Linked DNA regions of Mus musculus: all the other regions are linked to region 5. A link is a loop called in an ENCODE intact Hi-C map of the cell type or tissue named here. Cell type or tissue: left cerebral cortex. All regions are shown on one strand. Region 1 overlaps Cmya5 (cardiomyopathy associated 5). Region 2 has its middle 45 kb from the start of Gm41020. Region 3 holds the start of Homer1 (homer scaffolding protein 1). Region 4 has its middle 5.4 kb from the start of Gm41019. Region 5 holds the start of Cmya5 (cardiomyopathy associated 5).

Region 1 (5,000 bases), 75 kb before region 5:
TTCACAATTAAAACAGTCCATCCTGAAGGGAAGCTCCTTACAATAAAAAGTAAACAATTCAAATAGCTTCAGGAAGTCCCTGAAACTCATTAGATTCACTAGGCCCTTCCTCCCTTCCCTCTTTCCCTTCCCTCTTCCCCTTAACCCTTCCCCCTTCCCCTAAGAATAAACATCAAAGACTGCTTAGAGTCACTCTCAGAAAAGACATACTACATAGATGACTCTGACAAAACCCCAGACACCTAGAAGAAAGAGACCAGCTGAACTCTCTGGAAGAGGTTCAGACCAACTGAGCCATCTGGAAAGGCTTCTCTAACCTGTTGAGCTGACTGCAGACTGTTAAGTGTGCTCCAGGTTTCCAGCTCTGTGATCTGTCACCCACACTGGGATAGGCTTTGATGATGTAGCTGTTTTTGTGTCATGCCTGCTCCTGTGAATAACCCTTCATATTCCTGTAAGTCACCCAATAAAACTCATTGGTTCCCCAAGTTCGGTTTTGATGTTATCTATAATTTGGTCTGTCATGGCTCCCTATATGGGCCAAGTAGATATATGTGTGTGTTGTAACTCCCCAGGAAATATCTGGCGTATGGTCTTTTGTCAGAGTCACATAATACATCGTCACTGTTATATGGTAACAGGTCATTTTTGTCTCTAGAGATGGATTTAACCAACTTTATACTGTGCCCACAGTTACCTCCACAGAAACTTTTGTCTAAATTAACTTTACATTTCAAAAGATTTAGATTTTGTGGGTCAGTTGGTGGAACGTTTGCCTAGAATGGAGGAACCATGGGTTTGGTCCCCATGACCATGTTAACCAGGTGTATAGTGACTCCTTGAATCCTAGCACTTAGCCAATAGGCCTGGGAAGACCACAACCTCAAGGTCATCCTTAGCTACAAAGTGAATTGCAGGACAGTCTTGGATACATGAGACCCTGTCTTTAAGAAAAAAAAATAATCAACTTTAAAAAATAATTGTTAAGTCTTAGCAACAGTGAGATATTCTACCATATTTTTCCTCATTATAACTGGGCTCCTGCGTTTTGCAATGGGTTGTTGATACTGCCACATGCTCATCTAATTTCCCAAGCATGTGGGTCTGTCTTCAACAAGCAACACCGAATGCCAGCACTCCCCGCACTGATTGACTCATCAGGATATACAACCTCAAGCTGCCTGCTCTTAGGCCTCATCAGAAGTTCTGAGCAGAGAGATCTGCACAAAAGTTTAGCTTGGGAGGTCTGCCATCTGTTCTCCACGCTAAGCAGTGTCACGTCTATCTCCCATTACTAGGTGCCACTGGATGGCTATACCATACCTAGACCCACACCTTGAGGATTGCGAACTCTGAATCTACAAACCTGATACTCAGTGTTGTGTGTGCATGAAACTTACTGTGGAGGACACTGGCCTATGTACAGCTCACCTCCCCTCTACGGAGCAGAGCACACCACACTGTCTCTCAGACTTCAGCACAGTTAAACCTCCATCTCTCTGAAACGTTCGGATGACACTGCCTTCATGAAGATGAGCATCGCTTACTTGCTCCTGTTATTTTGAGCCCTCAAAGTCTAATCTGAATCTCAGTATCAATGCTCGTGTTGACCATTGTGATATCTGAATGCTCTCCCCTGATACCAATTTCCAGATTGTTCCTTTCCTCTAACATAGTAGTATGTGGTTGTTGAAGGATTTTGTTATCATTCCTGTAAGTGGCTAAAAAATGCTTTGTGGAAGTATAATATCTTAATGTGTATATATTTATTTATATACAATTTAATTTATATATTTTTATATACAATTGTCACGTGTATAGGACCTTAATTTACAGTAAGATGCAGAAATATATGCCAGCATCTGTAGCTCTGCAGCAATCTTACCATTTATTTCTTGATCATCCTGAGGCTCCTCTACACAGTATACCTGGAATGAGTCCACAACATCCTCCTTGTTCACGCTCCAGTACACTGCAATTGTTGTGCTGGTAGCAGAGCTTGGTTCCTGGGGTTCTAGTCTGGGAGGCTGTGGAACTGGAAGGAAACACAATTCACTATGACTAATGCTATTTTACTGACTGTTGTGTTTAAAACATGTTCAATGTGTTGTTAAAAAAAAAAAACCAACAATACAGAAATCTATGGGATAAAAGTAGGAAGGTTCCCCACTGCAACCTGCAGCCTAACTCCATTCCTTTGATACAGCCACTATTAGAGTGGAGTGTGAGGAGCGTGCGCGTCCCTCCATTGTTTCCCCTGCATTTCTGTAAGAGCATAAGCAACACAAATAGAAATGAACAAAAGTGCGCCCCCAGCTGGGGTCACTGCATAACTACTCTGTAGTTTTATACTTAGAGAAATAAACTTACACTGACTAATTGACTATGCAATAACTTGGCTTTGGATATGCTTTTTAGATAAGAAAATGATATACTGTTCTATATTGGCACAGTTTATAACAATAAAAAACAGTGAATCTTTTTCAGATATAGGATCTTCAAGTGAAGGAAACATAGTAAATATTAGACTAGAATGTTTAAAGCTGCAATCCATCTTTTTTTTAACATAATAGTCCTACAATTGTTTTAATTAGATGTAAAAATAGAAAAGAGTAGAAGTGACCTCTTGATTAAATGCCATGTAAATTGTAGATGCCTGATGTAATCCATGGTTCTGAATTTTAAAGACAACAATATCCTCAAGTGTTTTACTGGAGATTCTTGAAACTTATAATCATGTGTATTGAACACTAGTGCTGCATAAAATGCAATTATCTTCCTGCACTTATTAAACAAGATCATTGCACATATTTTACACATCAGAGAAAAAGATTATTCTCATAGTTAAAAAGACATCATGCTTTTAAAATTTGTGTGTTTGTGTGTGTGTGTGTGTGTGTGTCTTCCCCATCCAACAAGTTCATGAGAGATAAGCATACAGGAATAATGTAGGCCGAATTTATAAGTTGACACTCAGGGAAAAGAAAAAAAAAGTTAGTTCATCAATAAGGTCAAAAATGAAAAACAAAATAAATGAATTTGAAAAATGGAATAAAAAGACCAATTGAAATGATTCAATAAAGATAAAGAAGTGAGGAGTGATGCAGTTATAAAAAACGGGAGCAAACGAGGAGAATGGTGAAGTTCATAGGCCAGAACAGAAGCTGGCTTCTAAACGAGAGGCACCCCTCCCCCTCTCTGCATCACATAGCCTCAGGGTTATGTCCTAGGCTTGTTAAACGAAGCAAGATAATGTAGATCGAGTGTTTGAACTGTGTCCGCTAGAAGCAGCATCTGGGGTGGCAAGACAGCCGTGGCAGGAGGAACAAACAGTAGAGAAGAGAGCAAAGAACTCCTAATCGTGAAGGCTGAACTGGAGTCTGAGTACCTGGCAGGCAGGTCATAGAGGCCATAGAGACAGGACACACTGAGCAGACACCTGCCTGCCTCCTGCCTGCCTCCGCCTTTCCCTGAAGACTGACAGCTGTATCTTCTAACAGAGAACCTAAGAGTGGTTCTCAATGCTACAGCCTTTAATACAGTTCCTGTTGTGGTGACACCCAACCATGAAATTATTCCGTTCCTATTTCATAACTGTAATGTTGCTACTGTGATGAACTGCAATGTAAATGTCTGATATGCAGGATATCTGACAGCCCCAAGGGGTCACAACCCACAGATTGAGAGCTACTGCTCTGAAGGTGTTCGTCCACAGAGAGGATCCAGCAGATTGTTGTGTGGCCCAGGTCTATAGAACAGCCAAACAAAGCACTTCAACTATTATTAGTCTTTGAAGCAGCATGGAGAGCTTCCTGGAGCATGAATAATGTGAATGATCTTCCCAGTATAAATTATACACAGGACTGGAGCTAACCTTGCAAAAAATGGCAACATCGTTCTATATCCTTTCTCTCTAGCACAACTTCACAAACTTAAAAACTGATTGTCAACCCCCCACCTACCACCTAACTTTAAGGTAGAGCCGCTGCAGGGAACTAAGCATAACATGCAGGCTAGAAGTGATTTTGTTTCCCATCCAAAGAGTTAAAGTTAAAATATCCTTTTCTTCAAACAGGAGATACTGTTACTCTTAAACATGCTCCAAAGGGGAATAAGAACATCACATAGACATAATCTAATAATCATGGCTACATTTATAATTCATATTTGGCAGAATGCTGGGACCTAGATCTTATATGTTAGCAACTCTGCTTAAACTTTTACAGGGGTAAACTTAAATAAGTGTGATGTCAAAAAATACAAATGGAATCTTGGGGCTTCTTTGCCAGAAGCTCGGGTGCAGGAAGAGGAAGCTGTGGAGCCCCCCTGACTGGCAGGATGCACCCATAGAACATTTTCACACTCAGGGAGCTACACAGTAATCAGCTGAGATTCCATTACCTGGGGCCAAATATATATTCCACTCAACCTCGCTTTCAAAAACTCCACAAAACGTACAGTCATAGAAGCATGCATCTACAGTTCCAGCACCCAGGAGGCTGAAGCAGAAGGACCATGAATCCGACTCCAACTTGGGTTATACAGTGAGATGCTTTCTCCAAAACCAAACACAGGTCAGGAGGAAAGCAGCCTCAGTCTCAATAGCCAAGAGGTGAAAACAACCCAAGTTCTATCCATGGATGGATGGATGGATGGATGGATGAATGGATGGATGAAACTACTCATGGTGTAGGCATATAGTAAGTCTTAAACACCAAACTTGTGACATGTGTCACAAACATGAGTGAACATGGGAGGAAAATATGCTAAGTGGAATAAAACAGCTACAGAAAGGCACTATCTGGTTCCGCTTCTTCAGAGCATCAAACTCAGAGAAAAAGGAGGGGGAGGGGCAATTTCTGGGATCTGGAAGACGAGGGGGTTAGTGTTTTCATGGACAGAGAGAGTCAGTGTTGCAAGATGAAATTCTGGGTATATATGGTGGTAATAGTTGTCAAAACTATGGACATACTTCATGCTACAGATATATACTGAGTAAT
Region 2 (5,000 bases), 99 kb after region 5:
TGTTTCTGGCAATAAGAGCAGCATTTCAAATCTGCAATCTTATGTCTTTCACATCTCTTGGGGGAACAAACAGTTCTTCATTTTATGAGGAAGTCTTTTTAACAAAACAAAACAAAGCAAAAACAAAAAACAACAAAAACAAAAACAAAACAAAAGTCTCCTAAAACCCAAAAGTATTTAGACCCCTGCCAAGGCCCCTTACTCCCTTCAACAGTACCCCAGCATGATGTCTTGTGTCATTTCAATGCATGTATTATTCCAGTAATACAGTGTGCAATCTCTGCTTAACGAATGCCAGCGTTATACTTTGGAGATGAGCAAGTGAATCATCCAATTGGTTTAGGAAAAGAATTGCTAGCTTCTAATTGGAAGAGAAAGGAGGAGGAAGGAAGGACTGAGGTAGGAGGGAAGGAGGGAGGAGAGAGCTCAGCTGGGGGGGAGACGAGGCTGTATGGGAGCTCTCCTGGGGCCTGAATCTTAGCAGAGCTTTTCATTCTCTCCTATAATTCCAGGAATGAAATAGACATGGCAGTTATAAAGAAGTTTTGCAAATTTGCACTCCAAAAAGGACCACGGCCAAAGCTTTTCTGGCTAACCGCATGTAACTGGTTCAATAAATGAGTTTGACTCCATCAGGGGTGAAGGAAAGCGACTCTGCTCTTTCTAGTTGCTTTGCTTTCAGACCCTTAACGGGTCCTTCTCTGCTCTGATATAAACTCTCTGGAAAAGCCCCCAGCTCTGCTGCCTCTGCTCAGATATCTGCCAGCCCAGTACCATTGACAATCAAAAGGTTACACTCTCGTTTGATTCAAAGATGGTCCCCAAGCCTCGCTCCCCTGCCATCTGTCCTCAGAACTGAATTAAGCTTGCAAGCCTAAACATGGGAAATATTGAAGGGGGGTGGTGGCACAAGAGGACGCTCCTCTTTCCAGCTCCACTACCTTCTAAATTTTTGCCTGCCATTCGTAGCTTTCTTGTAGTCCAATGGGAGTGTGTGTGGCATTAAAACAAGAACATAAAATTAAAAATTTAAAAGTCTCTACGATGCATCTTAAGAATTATAAAGTAATACTGTCAGTATCTTCAACGTTTCTTTTATGCTTGATGCCCCTTTCCTTCTTTTCTGGGTAACTAAGACATTAAAACTTGTTTAATCATTCCTTACTTCTAATTTTTAAAATTATTTATGTGTACCACTATGCATTTGTTACCCCGTTCTGCCTGGCTTGCAGTGTATGTATGTGGGATTATGTGTAACTTGTTCACGGTGTTAGTTCTTCAACCGTTGATACACTAAAGTATAATTCATTCAGCTTTGCTACTCCATAGTATTTAGCACTGTGAGTAGACCACGTTTAGGTACCCGCTCAACTGATGGTGAACACTTAAACTGTTCAGTTGTCTCTTTATGAACAACACTGCTATAAAACAATTCTATGCATGGGTCTTGCTGTGTGTATGGACAAGTCCTAGAGTAAAAACCTAAGTGGGGAGATTTAGTAAATCAAGATAGATTTTTCAGTTAGAAGGAATAAGTAGGAGAGCTGTTCTACATGATGGTAGCTACAGTTCATAATAAATTGTATATTTGAAGATTAGTGAGATTTCTAAATGTTCCAGCTACAAAAAAAATTTAATTGATGAGACATTGCATATTCCACATCTCCTAGACCATCCTTTCTACAGTGAGTCAAAGTAAACTGTTCAACATCAATACACACAGGGTTTGCTTATCTACCATAGATAGACAAATAGTAACAGTGATCGAAAGGAGCTCCTGAAGCAAAGAGACAGAAGCTACAGTGCCCTCAGAGTGTGCATTCGATGGTGACAATGATGGTTTCCTTGCTGAAACTGATTCAGTGGGAAGAGCACACGCTATTTTGGGCTCTAGAATGTTACTTATTATCTATTATTCCAGGAAGGCATTCAAGAAACTTCCCCCAGGTTTCTTGGCTTCTATGGGCTGGAAGGATAGATATTTATCAAAGATGGCAGACGTTTGCCAAGGGATGCTGTTGAAGAGGAACTGAATTGGTGCTAGACAAGAGAAACCAAATGACATCAAGGATATCTCTGTTTACAGTGCGGTATTGTGTGTGTGTGTGTGTGTGTGTGTGTGTATACTGAGCCCAGAGCTCCTATATTCTACCACTGAGCTGTACGTTCAGTGCCTGCTCTGTCCCTATTTATGGATAGCCATGTGATACCAGACAAACTAGGTTTCTTTCTGAGTTTCAGTTTCATGTTCAAAAGTGTGGGTTTGATGACCTTTGGGTCATTTGAGCTCTGACAACAGTCTGATTCAGTGACTTCAGAAGCACTCCTGGAAACAACAGTTTTGCATGCCCCCTTGTGGTGGCCTCTAGCACTGCAATTAGAGAAGCAAGCTTTAGAATGGTGGTTACTGACTCAAAAATTTCCCTGAGCTATAAATACATTTAACAATTAAAATTAAACAATATAAAAACCAAAGATATTTTGAAGTTATAGTTGTTCTTAAAAATACGTTTAAACTAAAAGTTTCTGTTTCACATAAGTATGTTTTGAATAATTGTGTTTTTTAGTAATACAGTTATTATTTTGCATTAACTTTTTTGTAAATACTTTTTTTGTGTGATACTGGGGATCAAACTGGTGTTTTGTACTATGTGGCGCATTTCCTTGCATATTCTTGGCAGAGCTCTACCACTGCAATACACCCTTTACTCTCCTTTTCTAAGGCAAATTTATTGTTAATAAAATATAAAACCATATAAGTACATACTGGTACATGAAACCATACACGTTGTATGCATTATGGGGAACTCTGTGATGTTTCAATATATGTATATATTGTAAAATGTTTAGCTCAACTTAAACATGACTCCTCAAATATTTACAATTTTATAGTAAAACACTCAGAAATCATTTCTTATACCTTTTTGAAGTATGCAGCAATATTTTCTTTCTACAGTAACCCTACTACAACAGCACACCAGTACTTCTTACTCTAGTTATACCTTGGTACCTACTGACCGAGTTTCATCATCTCCCTTCTCCCCTCTCATCTCTAGCAATCACCATTCCATTCTTGTCAGTCTGTGAGGTATGTGGGTGTATGTGTGGTGTGAGTGTGGTATGTGTGTGTGGTATGTGATGTGTGATGTGTGATGTGTGTGGTATATGTGTGTATGGTATGTGTGTGTGTGGTGTATGTATGGTATGTGTGTGATGTGTGTGTGTGTATGTATGGTGTGTATGTGATGTGTGTTGTGTGTGTAGTGTGTGTGTGTATGGTATGTGTGTGTGTGGTCTGTATATGGTATGTGTGTGATGTGTGTGTGTGTAGTGTGTGATGTGTGTGTGTATGGTGTGTGTGTAGTGTGTGATGTGTGTGTGTATTTTGTGTGTGTGTATGGTGTGTGTGTGTGTGGTATGTGTGTATGGTGTGTGGGGGGAAGAGGGGTGTAGATGGCTAAGGTCAACATCAGATGTTATTGCTTTCTTTAGTTGCTCTCTACCTCTTTTTTTTTTTTTTTTTTTTTTTTTTTTTTTTTTTTTTGAGACAAGGTTTCTCAGTAAGGGGAAGCAGTTAAGATGGCCAGCCATTCAGCTTCAGGGACTCACCTGTCTCAGTCCACCCAAGGCTCAGATTACAGGGGCATGCCACCAACCCCACCTTTCACTGCTTTCACCAGGGTTCTGGGAATCAAGCTCAGGTTCTCAACTTCCAAGTCGGGCTCTTGGTAGACTGAACTATTTCCCCAGCCTGTGGTCAACCTTTTTTATTCACATATAGGTAAAATGATGTAATGTAGTATTAGTCTTTGTGTGCTTGCTGTATTTCACTGCACATAATGATCTCTAACCTCATTGACGATGACAAGATTCGATCTTTTCTTCAGAGACTAGTCCACAGAACCACATTTTCTATATCATCAGCTGACAAACACTTTGGTTGTTTCCATTTCCTGGCCATTGTGATGACCGTACAGTAAAAAAGACTACACAGATGTGTCCTTAGTGTATTGAGTCACGTCTGTCAGATGCGTGTCCAGCTAGAGCATTGCTCGAGCATTTGCTATGTCTTATTTAGTTGTGTGTGTGTGTGTGTGTGTGTGTGTGTGTGTGTGTGTGTGTGTGTGTGTACTCTCCTGCATATACGTATATGTACCATATGTGGACCTGGTGCTTACAGAGGCTAGAAGAAGGTGGAATGAGAGTTATGTATGATAGTGGGCTGTCTTGTGGGTGCTGGGAACAGAACCCAGGTCCTCTGGAAAAACAGTAAGTGCTCTTAACTGCTGGGCTACCTCTCCAGACCCCTATGTATTTCTTTTATTTGTAATTTTTTGAGGAACTTTTATAGTTTTCCCACAGTGGCGATATTAACACACAGGTTTACCAGAAGTGGAATGGTTCTTTTTTCACATCCTTCCTGGAACTTGTTATTTTTTATCTTTTTGATAATAGCTATTCTTACTAGTGGTAACATCTCATTATGGCTTAAAGTGGTGTCTCCCCAGGTACTAGTGATGGTGAGTTCTTTTCCATATACATACTCATCAAATATATGTGCTCCCCCGAGAGATCACTACTAAGTCTATTGTCTGTCATTTAATGGGTTGTTTTGTGGGTATTCACTATTTATTTTTGCCATTACCTTTATATTCTGAACACCAACCCCATCCAGAATATAAAGAACGCAGCCGGAGGCATTTCTGTCTACCGTGTTGTCTCTGATTATCTCTTGTGTTGTGAGATTTGGGTTGGTGGGCTTCACTTTATACTTTTGCTTTTGTTTCGTAGTAGCTTTGGGAGTCTTGTCCCTCTGCAGTGTTCTGAAGTGGTTCTGCTTTGTTTACCTTGGGTAGTTTCATTGTTTCAAGTTTTGGCTTTGAACTGATAATCCATCTTGAGTTAACTTTGTAGCACCTGTGAGACAGAACACTTCCTTTCATTCTGTGCACCCGTATCCAATTTCCCCAGTACCATTTATTCAAAAGCACTCTAATTGG
Region 3 (5,000 bases), 160 kb after region 5:
TGTAGCTCCTGCACTGGGAAGGCAGAGACTGGATGTGAGCCCTGAGTGGGGTGGCCATCCACCTCTATCTCCTGTACTAGGAAGCCAGAGACTGGATGCCCAGAGTAAGCTGGTCAGTTGGATTAGCCCTCCTGATAAGATGAGTTTGGTTGAGAGAGAGAGAGAGAGAGAGACCCTCCCTCCATCCATCAATAAGGTGGACAGCAATCAAGGAAGACTCCTCACGTTAAACCTGATTTCCATTCTATCGTGTACACATGTTCCAGCACATGCACACACACATGCATACACACATGTGGGAAAAAAAAGGAAAAAAAAAACTCCTCTCAGTCTTTTTAATATTTCAAATTTAAAGCAAGATCATAACTTTATAATGTTCAGGTAAATGATCAGGCAGTCTGATTAGTTATAAATTAGCCCTAACACTTTGCCAAACTCAAGCAAGAAAATGTCAATGGAAAAAAAAAGCAAAATTGTTGTTCCTTAATTAAAAAAATCATGTGTTAACATTAAAAACATGTATTAAAAACCACATATAGCAGGCAAGCAAGGGACATTCTTGTAACTGCATTGCTTAGGAGGGATTAGGGAAGAGAGCCCAGGTGTTCAAGATCTTAATCAAACAAGGCAAAACAAAACCCACCACTCCTGGCATGATCTATAGAATTTTAGCTGACTTTCTTTTGAACTGCATTGGCATTGATGTACTATTCTTCTAAGGACAATTTAATGATTTTGTAATAATATCATGTCCTGGATTTCTCGGGTCACTTCAGGTTTTGAATGAAGTGAGTTTCATGTTTCATGTCAAATGAGTTTAGTTTGTAAAATGTGGTCACTGACTCTTTGGAGTAACTGAAGTACTAATGGCCTTTAGCAGGGTGCAGCACTTCTATTTCTGAACCACAATTGTCAAGTTAAATGGAATAAAAGCAAAACTCATTCTGTGAGTCTAACCAATAAAAGGCCCTTAACAACACAGGGCCATTTTAAAACTTCATGACTTTAAAAACACAATTTCACATATGCAGCTATAAATTTATAGACGGCTAGTCATCCTTGCCACATTAAAAAAAATGAAAATATACTCGAGAGCTATTGTGCTTACAAGATTCAAAATAATCAGGAACCCAAACGTATGTTTGTGTTAATAAAGTAGGACTTTGTTTCCAGACTGTAATTCATATCCTTGGTAAGTCAGACCTAAGGTGATTCGTTGGCACTTGCGATGCTGTAGAAGGGTAATTATCTGAGGGAACTAAGTTTACTTTAATGAATTTGACTCATTATGCCTTGCAGAACCATGGCTATGCAGCGAACTGCAACATTTAGAACATTTGGAAATCTCATTCTGCTTTAATTACTATCCTTTGTAACAAGAGGTTTGCTCCTAACTCTACTCTTTTTTTTTTTTTTTTTTTTTTTTTTTAAGTTAAAACGCACGCCTTTAGGAGGGGAGAAAGCTTAAAAGTTGACTATGTTCAGAATGGTATTTAGGATTCCTAAAATTAACGGTGGTTTTCCCCGAGTCTACCAGCAGTGATCACTCTCCCTCCCACGATTCCCTGCAGGTTGGGATGTGAACAGCCCGGGGATGCTGCTGCAAACCCAGTGGGAGAGGGAGACAGGACTTTACCGGCGACACTTCGGCACTGTTGCTATGAGTGATTCATTCGCATATGGCACATTTGTGCCAAGGAAACCTCCTCCCGCCGCTTCCTTCTCCGAGCTCTCCTCAGACTGTCTCCGGCGCCTTGGCCTTTAAGGAGAAGCGAGAGAACCGGGAGCAGGTGGGCCCGGAGCAGCTCGCTCAGCCCGCCTCCCCCAGCTCTTTCCCTAATTTAGCAGTACTTCCGGCCGCGTGACATCATCCCCCGCACAAGCTGACGTGAGCGGAGGGTGACGTATGTGCGGAGAGGAGCGCGCTGACGTTGCTATTTAAAGGTCCTTCTGCGGGGAGGATGGAGACACAGCGCGAGCACCCGGCGTGCGGAGCGGACGAGGCCGTGGCGGCCCAGAGCCAGCGCAGGAGCCGAGCGCACTGCCCGTCCGCCGCCGGCCGCTAGGGGAGGGGAAGGAAAAAGGGACGGACCGACGGACCGGCCAGCTCATCCCCTCCGGTGTTGTTCCTCAGCGCCCCGGTCCGAGCCCGGGCCCCGCCTCCGCCGCGCCCCACCTCCTCCGCCGGCCTGCGGCGGCGGCAGCGCTCCGCCCCTCGAGCCGGGAGGGCCGCGCTCTCCGCCCCGCCCCGCCCCGCCCCGCCCCCTCTCCTGCTCCGCTGCCGTGCTCGTCTCACGCCGGCGGCGCGGACCGGGAAGCGGCGCCCTCGGCTGCGCTCGGTTCGGAGCCCGCTCCGTGGAGTCAGAGGCAGCGACGGGCGCCAGGCCGCCCGGGCCGACGGAGTCAGCCGCTGAGGGGAGTGTAAGGAGGCAGCGGCAGCCCCGGGAATGTGAGGCGGCGCGGAGCGGGAGAGACGAGCCGGGGTGGGGGCACGAGCCGCGGCTGCCGTGCCTCGGACGAGCCGCCAGCCTCTCGCCTCAGCGCGCGGCCGCCGGGAGCTTGGGGGCTGGGTGCAGGGGACCGCGCGGGGTTGGGTTCTCTGATTCATTCATTCTCCGCCGTCGGGAGCCCGAGGCCGCGGGTGCTGCGAGGAGAGGCGGGAAGAGGGGGCGGCCGCGAGCGGGGCTCCATTGTGCTCGGCGGGGGCCGGGAAGCCAAAGGAGGTGGGCTCGGGCCCCTGCGCTGCTCCCCGGCGGCTGCGCCCCCAGCTAGCTGCCAGCCTGGAAATGGCTCCGCTGCTGCTCCTCGGGAAAACGAATCGATCCTTCCCAGCCTTCTCTGCCTGCTCTCCACCTCCTCTCTGCTCCGAGTCTTAGGAGGACGAACATTCAAAGGACAGATTCCAATGTGGTGTGCCGTGCACATCGGGAGCGGCTGGGGTTTGCACTTCGAGATTTCTTCTATATAATTTTTTTTTTTAAACGTAAGGGAGGCAGTAGCATTGCTGCCTGTAGGATTTTTATTCAAGTGCACGTCGCGTTGGGTTGCACGCTCCACCCCCAGGGACCTGGTGTGGTGAAATTTGAACCCACCGCCTTAGCCCAAAAAGGCCGAGTAACCTGGCTGCCTGAGTGTCGTGGAAGACGTGAGCGAAATGACCAGCGAACTCATTTTTTATCAGACTTGCTGAAGCTGGCTTTTGCGTTTTTTCTACACGTACGCTTAATTTTGTGGAATAGTTAAGTGCTATATTCTCCGCGCAACCTTTTCAAATTCCAAATGTTTGAACATTTTGGTGTCAGCGCGAGTGAAATCATTTTACCGACAAGAACTAACTGAATTGTCTGCCTTGTTGAGTTGCCTCCGGAAAAGATCTCGGGGGTGGAAAAGCAACTGCAAAATAACAGACGGAGAAAATTCCTTGGAAGTTATTTCTGTAGCATAAGAGCAGAAACTTCAGAGCAAGTTTTCATTGGGCAAAATGGGGTAAGGATTTTGTGCTTATCACAGCTTTAAATCTGCTTATGCTTGTGTGGAGTTGAACGGTGGTGGTGACCATATTTTTAAATCCGATCCCTTGCAAAACGGGTACTACTTTAAATTAGAGATTTTATTTGCATTATTGTAGAGCGACACCAGAGGTCCTAATTAGAATGTGTAATGTTTGTAACTCAGTTATAGTTTTATTAATTATATATATATAAAGACAGTGCACTAGTCTACCCTGTACCTCTTAATTGATCAAACTGCTATATAGGTTACTAAAATTTTGCCATCTTAGGTTTGGTTGACGGTGTTGTTCAAAGAGAAGAGCTGCATTCTTCCAGTACTTTGTAGAAATAATCAGCTGTTACAAAGAGAGAATTGTAATGAGTAGTTAGACTCCAGTCCTTGAAACTGACCCTTTGTAAGTTGGTGCCCTGGCAGTGCCCTCTGTTTTATCCTTGAACATCCGAAACCAAATGTACAGCTTGGTTTATTGGGCATTAAACGAAAATCGCAGTGTTTCGATGTCCACGGTGTGGGTGCTGGAGAGACAAAGCTGTTGGTTGAAGGGACTTGTTCACTTTTTCTGTTTGCCTCAGACCTTTAGCTGGTGCCAGCGGTGTCAGATTTACATCTTCAGCATAGCCAAAAGCCGGTCTAGAGTGCATTTCCAAACTTTTCATTCTAAAGACTACAGCTTAATAAAATGCTAGGAGTTCTTTAGTTAAGCTGGGAACATGTGTTATGGAGTGGTGATCTATTCATTTCTTTAGTGGATTGTCAGTGCTTTCTCTGCGGTCCAACTAACACCGATAAATAAGTAGTTGAGGAACAAGGTTGGCAATGATGGATTTTGAAATTTCATTGTGATAGCTTAGGAACACACATTTTATAAAGTTCTTGAATAGTTGCTTTTTGTCCTGACAATTAAAATTTGAAGTCTGTTAGCTTATACAACTTTGAAAATGTAGACACGTGTCATAGCAGTTCTTCCTCAGGAATTAATTATGAGTAGATAATTATTTTAATACTTAAATAATAAGTGCTAAGAATGTAATTAAAATACCTTATTCTATTTCTGGTTCTGCTATTAGTAGCATAGTGACCCTCAGCAAATTACTTAACCTTTACGGGCAGTGCCCTCGTCGGTAAAAAAAGGAGCATAAGAGTTTTCCAACCTGTAAAAATGATTTTTTTTCTCTCTCCCCTCATTTAATGGTCAGCAGTTGATTTTTTTTCTTCTAATCTGTATAAGTACTTAAGCTAGGAAATGAAGGTGTTAGAAAATGTTCTGGTCAGTTGCACCAATTTTTAAATGAGAAAATACTAAAAAATTAATATTGGTAACACTTGAAGTATGCCTTCCCTTGGTTATATGCAGCCTCACAGTTTAAAATGTGGTTTTTTAAAGCCACGTTGGAGTGTCACGTGCACTCTCACCTACACACAAAATCAAGTGGCAGTTTTTCACCAAGAATGCTTCATTCTTCAGACTGGAGTAGCATCATCAAAGA
Region 4 (5,000 bases), 140 kb before region 5:
TCCCTTCCCCCTCGTCTCTTCTCCTTTTCCCTTCCCTCCCCTCTCTTCTCCCCTCCTCTCCTCTCCTCTTCCCTCCCCTCTCTTCTATTTCCCTCCCCTCCCCCTCCCCTCCCCTCCCCTCTCCTCTCCCCTCCCCTTCCCCCCTCTTCTCCCCTCCTCTCTTCTCTCTCCTCTCCCTTCCCCCTCGTCTCTTCTCCTCTTCCCTTCCCTCCCCTCTCTTCTCCCCTCCTCTCTTCTCCTCTTCCCTCCCCTCTCTTCTATTTCCCTCCCCTCTCCCCCTCCTCTCCCCTCCCCTCCCCTCCCCTCCCCTCCCCTCCTCTCCTCTCTTCTCTTCTCTTCTCTTCTCTTCTCTTCTCTTCTCTTCTCTTCTCTTCTCTTCTCTTCTCTTCTCTTCCCTCACAGTTCCCCTACCTCTGCCTTCTCCCTCCCTCTTCTTCTCCCTCTCATCTTCCAGTTGAGGTGCACACCTTTCCCAGATCTCCACAAGTGGCTTGCCCACTGCACATTCATCATTAGATGTAGGAATGCTAAGTTGAAGCTTGCTCCCGAGGTCTGTCCAAGGTCTGGCTGCATGCAAAGCTCATGCCATGGTTCATCAAATATTTCTGGATAAGAAGAGGGCATCGATCGAATGAGCAGTTCATTCTGGTTTTATCACTGAAAGAACTGTGTCCCGGAGATTGAGCAAAACAAGCTAATCATCTGCCTTAACAAGGAGAGGAAGCAAATGGGGGAAAAGGGGAGACAGACATGAAGGACCAAGGAGGAAGTGAATTAAATGAAGCTGATGTGGCTTTGGGGCAGAAGCTCTGACTTGGTCAAAGTTGAGTGACAGATGAGTTATTGGGACCATGGGGAGATCTGACGAGCTCATCCCTATGTAGGAGCGAAGGGGCCGTGAGCCAGGCTTTATCTTGTCATAACTGAAGCCTGGAAATAGAATCATGGTATTGATCTGGAAAGCACCTGTGGAGAAGGTAGCCTTCGTTGGGTTCTACACTGGATCCTGAGTGTACAGAAGAAATAAGAACAGGTCTCGCCTCCTGGGACTTCAGAGGGAGCATGCTAAGGAAATGTGCCAACGCTGCCTGTGGTGGGCCTGCGGTGAAAGTCTGCACACACAGCTGGTAAACACAGTTGGTACCCAGGACTGACACACTCACTACGCAAGGAATCCTGAAAAACAAAGTGTTTCTCCTACACAACAAGCCTTCTAGCGGGTATCCCTGCATGTTGGAAAGAGACCTGTTGCCTTATGTGTTTCAAAGGAACATGTAGGCTTTCACTTAAATTAGACTTGATATCACGGGCAGGTGGACACGAGGGGCCACTGGATCAGCAGACACTGGTGGGAGGCCTGGAGAAGAGGAAGGCTTAGGAAATTTCCACTAAGCTCAGGCCAGATGGAGCAGATATCCCTCAGATAACAGCCCACTGGCTCCTTCCTGGGCCGCCCATTTTCTAATGCTCCCAGGGCCAGTGGCCAGGCAGCTGTCCCCTAGCCCACAGACATAGAGCAATAGGCCCGAGAAGTGGGTCATGGCCAAGTAAAAGTGGTGTTGATAACTTTGTGTCATAACCAACGAACTAGAGACCAGGTTAACATTGAGTGGACTACACCATTGATCTCTTGGTTGGTTTTGACCTTATCCATGAGTCCAACTTCCACAAGACTGGCATGGTATCTATTAGCTATTGACAAGTTTTCTTTCATAAATCGTAACAGCTTCCTTTTCCCCTATAGCACATGTAGGGAATGTATTATCTATGGAATAAAATATGTTTATGAGTGATTTTCAAACAAACAAACTTGCAGAAAGCCCCTTTCTCCACAGGCCAAAGGGAAACAGATACAAACTAAGCCTTCTCAATTAAATTAGCATGCCTAAATTAAACATTCCTTTTATCTATGTCGCCTTCCTTCTCTTCCTTGTTGTGGCCGGGGGTGGGTATGACAGTGAAGCAGGGCTTGTTTTCTTGCTTTCAAGAATCTGCAAGTAATTGGGGTTGAATCTTGTCACAGGGAAAAGCTTTAGAGCTCAGCTTAACAAGCAGACTCATAAAGGAAGCCTTCCCTGGACCATCTGCTTGCTGCAGGCCATGACAACAGATCCCTTAAACATAGCGAAGCTAGGGAGGAGGGGAGGTGGGTGTGAGGAAGGAGGTAGGGCGCTTTCACAGAGACGGGAGACGGGAGACGGTAGACGGGGCTTCCCGTTGAGACTTGAAGGATAAATAGGAGTGTGTGGCACACTTAAACATTAACAAAGGCTCATAAAACATGAACCAGGACCCATGGTGCAGATGAGTCGAGGAGAAACGAGCTTGGATCAGCACTGTGCTTTTAAGACAAGCAGAGAGGGACTGGGCATGATAGCCAAGTGAGATTTCCCTCCAGGGTCCAACTAGGGTTCATGTTCCAGTTGCTGCCCTTGAAGATACCAAGAGGTCCCATCTTCCCCATTAGCAGTAGAGATGGCTTTTTAAAAGGTGAGCTAATGGCTTGCAGAAAGCTTTTTATAACTCAGAGGTTAAAACAGGGAGGCTGCGGCTCCTTTCACAGTTAACCGGAGAGTTCTTGACCAGCACTCGTTCCCCAAGCTGGCTTGAGTTTGGGGTTCACTATACCCAGTTTCTTTACTGCTTTGTGCATCTTCCAAAGCTCTCCTTCCACTCTGAGCTGCTGGGCTCCTGCCTCTACAGCGACATTTTCTTCCCTTCCTCTCTCCCTTCCCGCCTTCTCAGCTGTCAGAACCTGACTCAGCCGGAGCTGTGTGGGAACAGCATGGAGTGAATCACCGAGCAGTGATTCTGAAGGGGACCTGATTACCCCCTAGTCCGCCAGGCACATCTTGTTCCTGCCTAGCTGACCATTTTCATGGAAGCTATTTTTTGTGTATGAGACCGTTACTCCTGGACTCCAGGCAGAGTATAAAAAGCAGAGCGATAGCTCATGGGGTAGTTGGTCAGAATCATATTTCCCAGGGCACTGACCGGGATTTTGACAAGACACAGCTGGCTGAGGGAGTATGCTGGAAAACTTAGCCCTGGGGTGAGGAAGAAGAGGAGGAGGGCCCTTTAAATAGCAGGTGGCTTCACTGTTTCTATAAATGAGATGGTACGTTTCCACTGAGCGCTGATTACAAAGATGGTCTTTTATTAGACAGCTGTACCAACCCATAGGCCAGCCCTTGAGGCTCTATCAGGGAAAATTTCCCTGCGGCTCATAAACATGCTTGGATGCACATCTCTGTTCAGTGCCAGGGCTGTTTGTTACTGATTTCTGCCTGTGGATTCTGCGCAGGCCACAAATGAGGGGCCTGTCAGGGATGGAGGGAGAGTCATGGGCCAGAGCCTTGTTTCAAACACTGCCAGACTTAGTTATCCTCTCCATTTGTGTATTTATCTTAGAGCAGGTTGTCCTCTAAGACACTGTTGAGACACTGAAGAGAAACACAAGTGCTCTGTCCTAAGAGAGAGAGAGGAGAGGGGAAAAGGAGGTGGAGGAGGCCTTCAAAGCCCTGTAGATCTCTCCGTGAAGGAATGCTGAACGCACCTTTAATCAACTCAGAACTCCCCCTTGAAAATGCAGAATGATGTGGGTGGCGTGTGAGCTGTGCATCACCCCTGGGTGAACTGCCTGCTTTGCAGTAACTTTGCTCTTAGGAAACTGAGATTCGTGGCCCATGGCTCCTTAGAGTGATCCAACCCATTGGACAACATTCCTGAAAACACAGTGGTCTGCGTGGTTGTGAAGTCAACCTTGGTCGGTCAAAACCTCCCTGGCCATGTCTCCACACCCCTCCACTGTTGTCTCTTAATTTGACACAAATCATAGCAGCTAATACCAAGAATCTACTTGATTTTTATCATATTGTCTAACACCTTAGATTTTTTTAAGCTTTATTTTATATCACTTAGATGTACAATAAACTAGAGCATGCACACAGCCCTAAGTTCAACCTACAAAATGTAAAATAAACTTTATTTAACTTATAATTATTGTTGCTACTGTTGTTATTGTGGGGGGAGGCATATGCATACCACAGTGTGAGTGTAGAGGTCAAAGGATAAGTTTGTAGAGTTGATTTTCTTCTCCCATCTTTACATGTGTTTGGGGATTGAACTCAGGTTAGCAGTCTTAAGCAGCAAACACCTCTAACCAATAAGAGCCATCTTGCTGGCTCTAATTCTAACAACTCTGTGAAATGCATTGTATTTTCAAACCAAGCGACCAAGACTCACTCACAGAGTCACTGGTGGAAAGTGGTATGGCCAGAAGTTAATCCCAAGTGGATGAATTATGCTGGCACGGCCAAGTCTATTCCCCAGTCCTCCCTTGTCCATGCTAAGCCCTTCTGTGAGACAATAGTAGAGGCCACTACTCAAGAAGTAGCTACAAAATAAAGGACTGGTCCACACACACTATACTAATTCAGTTCTTAGCTTTCACAGTTGCTGGGGGGGAGGGTTACTGGATCTTAGACACTGAAGCAAATAAATCAGCTAGATGCTCCAAGTAAAGAGTCCTCAATTATAAAACCTCCCTCCTCCTCCTCCTCACAGGACAGTAGGTTGGCAGGAAACCCACATGTTCCAGAAGCAGGAGACACAGCATCTTGTGGTGTGTCCACCCCCAAGTGGGAACAGAAGGCAAGCACATTCACTTCCCAGATGGCCGCGTTGGAAAAGGGGGCTGGCTAGACCCCAAGCCCTTTCCTGACCTGCTCTTGGCTTGGGATACTGGGGTGGAGGCTGGTCCTCTGAGAAATGCATTTGCCCTTTGCTTGCAAAACATCTATGAGTGATTGATGGACTTGTCCCAGGGTAGAAAGGAATGGCATTGAAATGGAGCCACTTTAAGACAAAGATTTCACTGTTTCAGGAAGCTTCAGCTACCTAGACTTACAACAGGATCAAAAGAGATCAGATTGTGACGGCTGTGGCAGGGACCTGAGGCAGGCCAAGAAAGGAGCCTCGGTCACAGTCACTTGTAATAA
Region 5 (5,000 bases):
CCTGTTCCAAATTCTTACTCCCCTTCGCAGAGGAACATGGAACTTTGGGCTGTGTTTATAATCTCACACACAATGAAGTGGTTTGATTCCTGATCGCACTGAGGAGTGAGAGCTACATCTAATTAGAGCTACCACTGCCTTCCTAGCACCCCACCATGGTCCATGCTGTCTTTGTGCTGCCTCTTCATAGACTCTCTTCTGACATCCAACTTTGCTATCTGCCTGTTGTCAGTGCCCTCAAGTCCTATTGAGTCACTCACCCTCTAGCTCAAACAGGTCTCCATCACCTCCTACCATTTCCCCTCAGCTTATTCTGACACGTTTCCTTGCCGTGGTTACTTTTCTGCCTATGGTCAGAACAGGCTGAGATTACCACAGATAAATCCTCACTAGAAGGTCTTAGCTTTTGTTTGGCAAGGGACAACTCAGAAGTGGTGCTTGAAACTGTCAGGTGACCCAGTTGTAGTGTAGATGAGCTCGTTATTCTGGGAAATAGTGGCTGAGCAGGGATATGGGTGTCCCACATGTCACTGTGAGAACCTCTTCTCTGCATGCCTGGGTTGCTGGTCCTCCTCCTCCTCCCTCTCCCATTTCCCATGGGCACCTTCCCCTCTGCCCTTCCTTCGTGCATCTCCTGCCCATCCTCTGATATCCAGTCTGGAGCCAGTGCTCGCTGATTCTAGACCTTCTGCCCTCATTCTGACCTTCCACAGTACAGTGTTTATATAGCATAAAGTCCTCCTCAGCATATAGTCATAATACTCATAATTTCTATCGTTTCCTGCAAAGTTTTTGAGGGTAGAGTGTGTTTCCTTCTTGGTAGTTGCTTCAAGATTTCCAGCTGATGGTTTTCTGCAATTGGCGGTACCCTATACATGTACACGGGACTACATGTATACGCATGTGGAGACCAATCCCTCATGTACAGTTTACCTTAAAAAGAAAAAGCCATCACCACCAGCCTGGAACTCACTGACAGCACAGTGAGCCTCAGGGATTCTGTCTCCATCTCCCTAACAGAGATAACAAGCACAAGCCACAGTGCTGGGCTTTCCGCCAGTACTGCAGGTATTGACCATAGGAACTGGGGATTAAGCTCCAGTCCTTGAGCTCACAAGGCAAGCACCTTACCAGCGGAGCCATCTCCCCAGCCTTCAATGCCACTCTTGGGCTACTCCAACTTGAACAATTCTGGTCTTGGTTGGGCATTCTGAAATGATAAACCATCACTTGCCACCCCCAAAGCCTTTTGATAGGACCACCCAGGAAGAGATACCATTGATGACATGCTTACGATTAAACAAAACATCCATACTACTATTGTCATTTTAGGGCTGGATGAAAAGGGACAAAGTAGAGACAAAGTAGAAAGCCTTAATGCGTGCACACACACACACACACACACACACACACACACACGTATGTATGTATATAGTATTACTTAATCTCATTCGCCTTATTGATAGATATTTAGGACCAGAACGACTTTTAGGACAGACGTTGCTAAAACATCACCCAGGAGAGCCCAGCTGGCCTGGAAATCAGTCTTCCTGCTTCTGCCTTTCTATTATTGGAATCACAAGGGCAGGCCAGCCACACCTGGCCTTCATGATTCTTCCCTCTAAGGAGTGTATGGGATGTTTGCACCAAAATAGCTTCCATACAGCAAACTAGCCCAGCGCTAGAACTCTAGGAGGCTGCCATACCTTTGAAGGTAATGGACAGAGCCTTCTGACTCCAGACCCTTCCCCAAGCTCAGGCAGGCAAGATTGATCCAGGGCGGGGAGCCAGAGGCAAGTATTCCAGCACAGTTTTGCGGTTAGGCAGAACCCCAAGTAAGTCTCCAAGAATAAACGAGCAAGTCACAAGGAGCTGGGAGGCGGGGGTGGGGGAGGGGGTGGGGGCCGACTGTGAACTTTGCTGCAGGCGGACCTGTCACTCCTGCTGACAGCAAGCACCTTGCACCTTCAAGTTTTTAAAGAAGGCGGCGCGTCCCAGACAGTGTGCTTGGCTCCGGGGAAATGAACTTCTGAGGTTGGAAAGGGAAAGGAAAAGGTTGGGGGGGGGGGGGTGGCCACTGGCCCGGCGGGACACCTGTGGAGTGGACAGCTTTGTTAGGTCCGGGCGGTTCCCGCTCAGGCTACCTGGCGTCGGGCTCCTCCTCCGACTCGGCCGCCGTCTCCTCCCCCTCGCCCTCCGACTCCTCCTCCGTCTCCAGCTCCTGGGCCACCTCCTCGTCTGCACCCCATCCTAGGAAGCCCTGGGCTGCGAGTCCGCTGTCGCCGCTCTCCATCGCGCCTGTCCTGGCCGGAGTCGGAGCTGCCCACGCCTCGCCCGGTGTTCTCCGTCTGACTGCACTTTGCCAGGGCCCGCGGGGCTGCTTGGGTTCCCGGCGCGCGGGGCGGGGTCGCCCCAAGCCTTTAAATAGAAGGCGTCAAGAAAGTTTCGCCACGGAGCTTCTGCGGCCCTGGCTCAGCTTCCTCTGGTTCCAGTCCCTGCCAACTTCCCCGCCCGTTTTGGCAGATCTTCAGCGGCCTTTGTGGCCAGGGCAGAAAGCAGTGTTGAGCGTCAAAAGGACCCACCAGCCCAGCCTTCCATCTAGTGGCCTGGTGGTTCTTACACTTCTAGCTGAGCTGCGGGTGCTTCGTGCCAAATGAGGCAGCATCCAGAGAAGATAACGTTATGGTTTGTAGCTAGCTTAAGGCCCCACTGCTCTTACTGTGACAATGGAAACAAACTAGCGCCCTAGGGGACTAAGATCTCATTGGATCAAGTAAAGCCAGTGCTTAACCTGTCAACCACTGCTCTAGGACGAAAGCCCAAGATCCTCATAGAGATCAAATCCTGACTAATCCACTTTTAGAAATCAGGTATTTACACAGTATCAAGTGAATTCTTTCTGCCTGAGAGGCCCACCTGTTCACTTATTCAAGATCACCACCTTTCTCTGAAATCTCCATGTTTGAACTCCTGCTCCTCTCCAGGAACTCAAAGCAGTCTTTTGAATATGATTGTTTCTGTTTGTAAGATAATGTTTCTGAAAAGGCCTAGACCTGTTTAGTACAACGGTTAGAAAGACGGCTAGATCTCCAAACCTTTATTTTAATCATCGCAGATTCTTACAATTGTTAAATGAGATGGAAACTAAGGGTATTATTCTCCAGTTACATCAGCTTGTGTGCTGTACATCGGGTCTGAGGACAGAGAGGTATAGATAGGCATCCTCTTTTACCACTGATTTTGCCAAGACCCTATTTCAAACTAACTCAAAATTTAGAATTATTTAGAGTCCACACGTCTAATACTAACAATATTTTAACAGCACATCCAAACAAAAAATGTAGTATTCACTTGAAATTGAAAAGATTTTAAGTCTCCAGCTGGGGAAATGCTCAATGGGTGGAGCACTTGCGTAGCAGACACCGGCTGTGTTTAATCCCTAGCACTGAAAAGAAATTGTAAAAAACCAAACACCTTTAGCTGATACAGCTGGACTGCCCTGAGTATATGATCTTAAGTGCTGGCTCATGGATTCCAGTATGCAGATTTCTTAAGCCTTTTGTCTATTTGTTACAACAAATAGTCTGACTAGGAGAGTGGAACCACTGAAAACAACATGGTGGCAATGCAAGAGTCCACACTACGGCAAAGTCTGAGGCTTTATTAAATGCCATAGTGCTGCAGAGTAGAACACCCGTCCCCAAGGGACTATGATTGACAAACATTACCTGAGGTCACACTGAACTGTTATACTCAATACACTCTGAGAAAGCGCTGCACAATGTGGGATAAATCTTAGAAATGTTTCCAAGAAAAAAAATCATATGTAAATTTTTTTAAACTGCATCAAAAGTACTACAGATCAGTATTCTAAAAAACTGACCCATAGAGAAAGCTCTAATCCTAATTATAACACAGAAGTAATGTGGTTCACAGGCTCCAGATGAGCTTCGTCCCAGACACTCTTCGCATTCAATAATCAAGCACGATTAGGTTCCGATCAGTTAAGATAATTACAGCCTTAATATCACAAAAACAACTGCACAGAAAAATAACACCTCAACAATGTCCAGATATAAACTTTATTCCATTTGACAGCATACAAAAATTTAAACTTAAAAAGAAAAAAGAAAATATGCACCCTTTGTAAGTCAAACAAAGTGAAAGTTTTAGTTTTTTAATTGGTCTGCAAAAAATAGTTTAGTGGTACAAATTGTACCACTGTAGGCCTACAAGAAGTTTGCAATCTTTGAAAAAGTTAAAACTGCCTTCAAGATTACTTTTTATATTTAAATGTACAATACAGGTACTGACCAATTTACAAGTATTTACATAAACTAAAAACAATCTTATTAAACAGCTTAGCTTGCATCTGAACTACTACTTTCATGTGGAAGAGAAATACTAAAAAAGATTTTTGTATAAACATTAAACTTTTATTTATAACTTTATTGTCTTATCTAAAACACTTTGTAGTGGCTTACTGCCTAAAAATTCCAGTTTAGATTATAATCCACGGAAATCTGATTCTACAAGTAGGATATAATCTCAACGTTGATGTTTCCGTTTTCTGCTGTTTCCTATCATGAGGAAAATAAAACCAGGAAAACAGGCGAAGCCACAGTGCACAGGTTCACTGTGCTATCAGAAAGCAGAAGAAACTCCATTTTTTCCAAAATATTTAAGTCAGAGACTTTCAAATAGTCCATAAACAAGTCACTAACTGTTGTTAGTGTTCCTGTTACAACAGTGCAAAATGTATTGTTTCAACACAAAATCTAAAGCAACCTCCAGAGTCTATCAAAGTCAGTTGTGAAGTGCTATAAACAGTACAGCCACCCCTCAGACAGTGTCCCAGGGAGTCGAGTGAAGACTGAAGGCAACTGTCCAGTATTTCAAGACGCCACAGTGATCGCACTGAATCAAAGATTTCATTTGCTTCAAGTAACTGAATAGCTGACTTGAATCTTTACTTGACTAGAACTGAGCTAGACTGCTGC

Evidence for each region. A loop is a pair of places that touch in the nucleus more often than their neighbours do. Peaks named below come from ENCODE experiments on the same cell type or tissue, not always from the same donor. Only the 100,000 strongest peaks of a DNase experiment are listed, where the experiment ranks them.
Region 1: a loop joins it to region 5, with 2.1 times the contacts of the local background. A loop is called at or near these places in 4 of 42 quality-filtered maps.
Region 2: a loop joins it to region 5, with 2.0 times the contacts of the local background. A loop is called at or near these places in 7 of 42 quality-filtered maps.
Region 3: a loop joins it to region 5, with 8 times the contacts of the local background. A loop is called at or near these places in 3 of 42 quality-filtered maps.
Region 4: a loop joins it to region 5, with 2.1 times the contacts of the local background. A loop is called at or near these places in 4 of 42 quality-filtered maps.

Annotation. Positions count from the first base shown.
Region 1 is chr13:93,067,394-93,072,393 of GRCm38, forward strand. Cmya5 (cardiomyopathy associated 5) reads right to left here. Exons shown (of 13, transcript NM_023821.3): 7 at 1,886-2,035. Gm31745 (a long non-coding RNA gene) reads left to right here. Exons shown (of 4, transcript XR_382755.4): 4 at 1,299-2,131. Among named protein-coding and RNA genes, the nearest start is that of Gm4814, 3.4 kb to the right of the region's middle. In left cerebral cortex, a CTCF peak has its summit at 2,313; DNase peaks (open chromatin) are centred at 1,181 and 2,248.
Region 2 is chr13:93,241,018-93,246,017 of GRCm38, forward strand. No RefSeq gene overlaps it. Among named protein-coding and RNA genes, the nearest start is that of Gm41020, 45 kb to the left of the region's middle. In left cerebral cortex, a CTCF peak has its summit at 2,368 (motif pointing left); DNase peaks (open chromatin) are centred at 338 and 2,342.
Region 3 is chr13:93,301,817-93,306,816 of GRCm38, forward strand. Homer1 (homer scaffolding protein 1) reads left to right here and starts at 1,941. Exons shown (of 10, transcript NM_147176.4): 1 at 1,941-3,486. The coding sequence starts at 3,482. In left cerebral cortex, CTCF peaks have their summits at 1,563 and 2,065; DNase peaks (open chromatin) are centred at 1,821, 2,596, 3,028, 3,354 and 2 more places; H3K4me3 peaks cover 4,098 bases; H3K27ac peaks cover 3,898 bases.
Region 4 is chr13:92,997,959-93,002,958 of GRCm38, forward strand. No RefSeq gene overlaps it. Among named protein-coding and RNA genes, the nearest start is that of Gm41019, 5.4 kb to the right of the region's middle. In left cerebral cortex, a CTCF peak has its summit at 1,909; DNase peaks (open chromatin) are centred at 2,095, 2,867, 3,531 and 4,596; H3K27ac peaks cover 4,569 bases.
Region 5 is chr13:93,142,214-93,147,213 of GRCm38, forward strand. Cmya5 (cardiomyopathy associated 5) reads right to left here and starts at 2,511. Exons shown (of 13, transcript NM_023821.3): 1 at 2,145-2,511. The coding sequence starts at 2,293. It overlaps Tent2 (terminal nucleotidyltransferase 2), which reads right to left. Exons shown (of 15, transcript NM_133905.3): 15 at 3,642-5,000. In left cerebral cortex, a CTCF peak has its summit at 2,606 (motif pointing left); DNase peaks (open chromatin) are centred at 1,873 and 2,483; H3K4me3 peaks cover 1,254 bases; H3K27ac peaks cover 2,030 bases.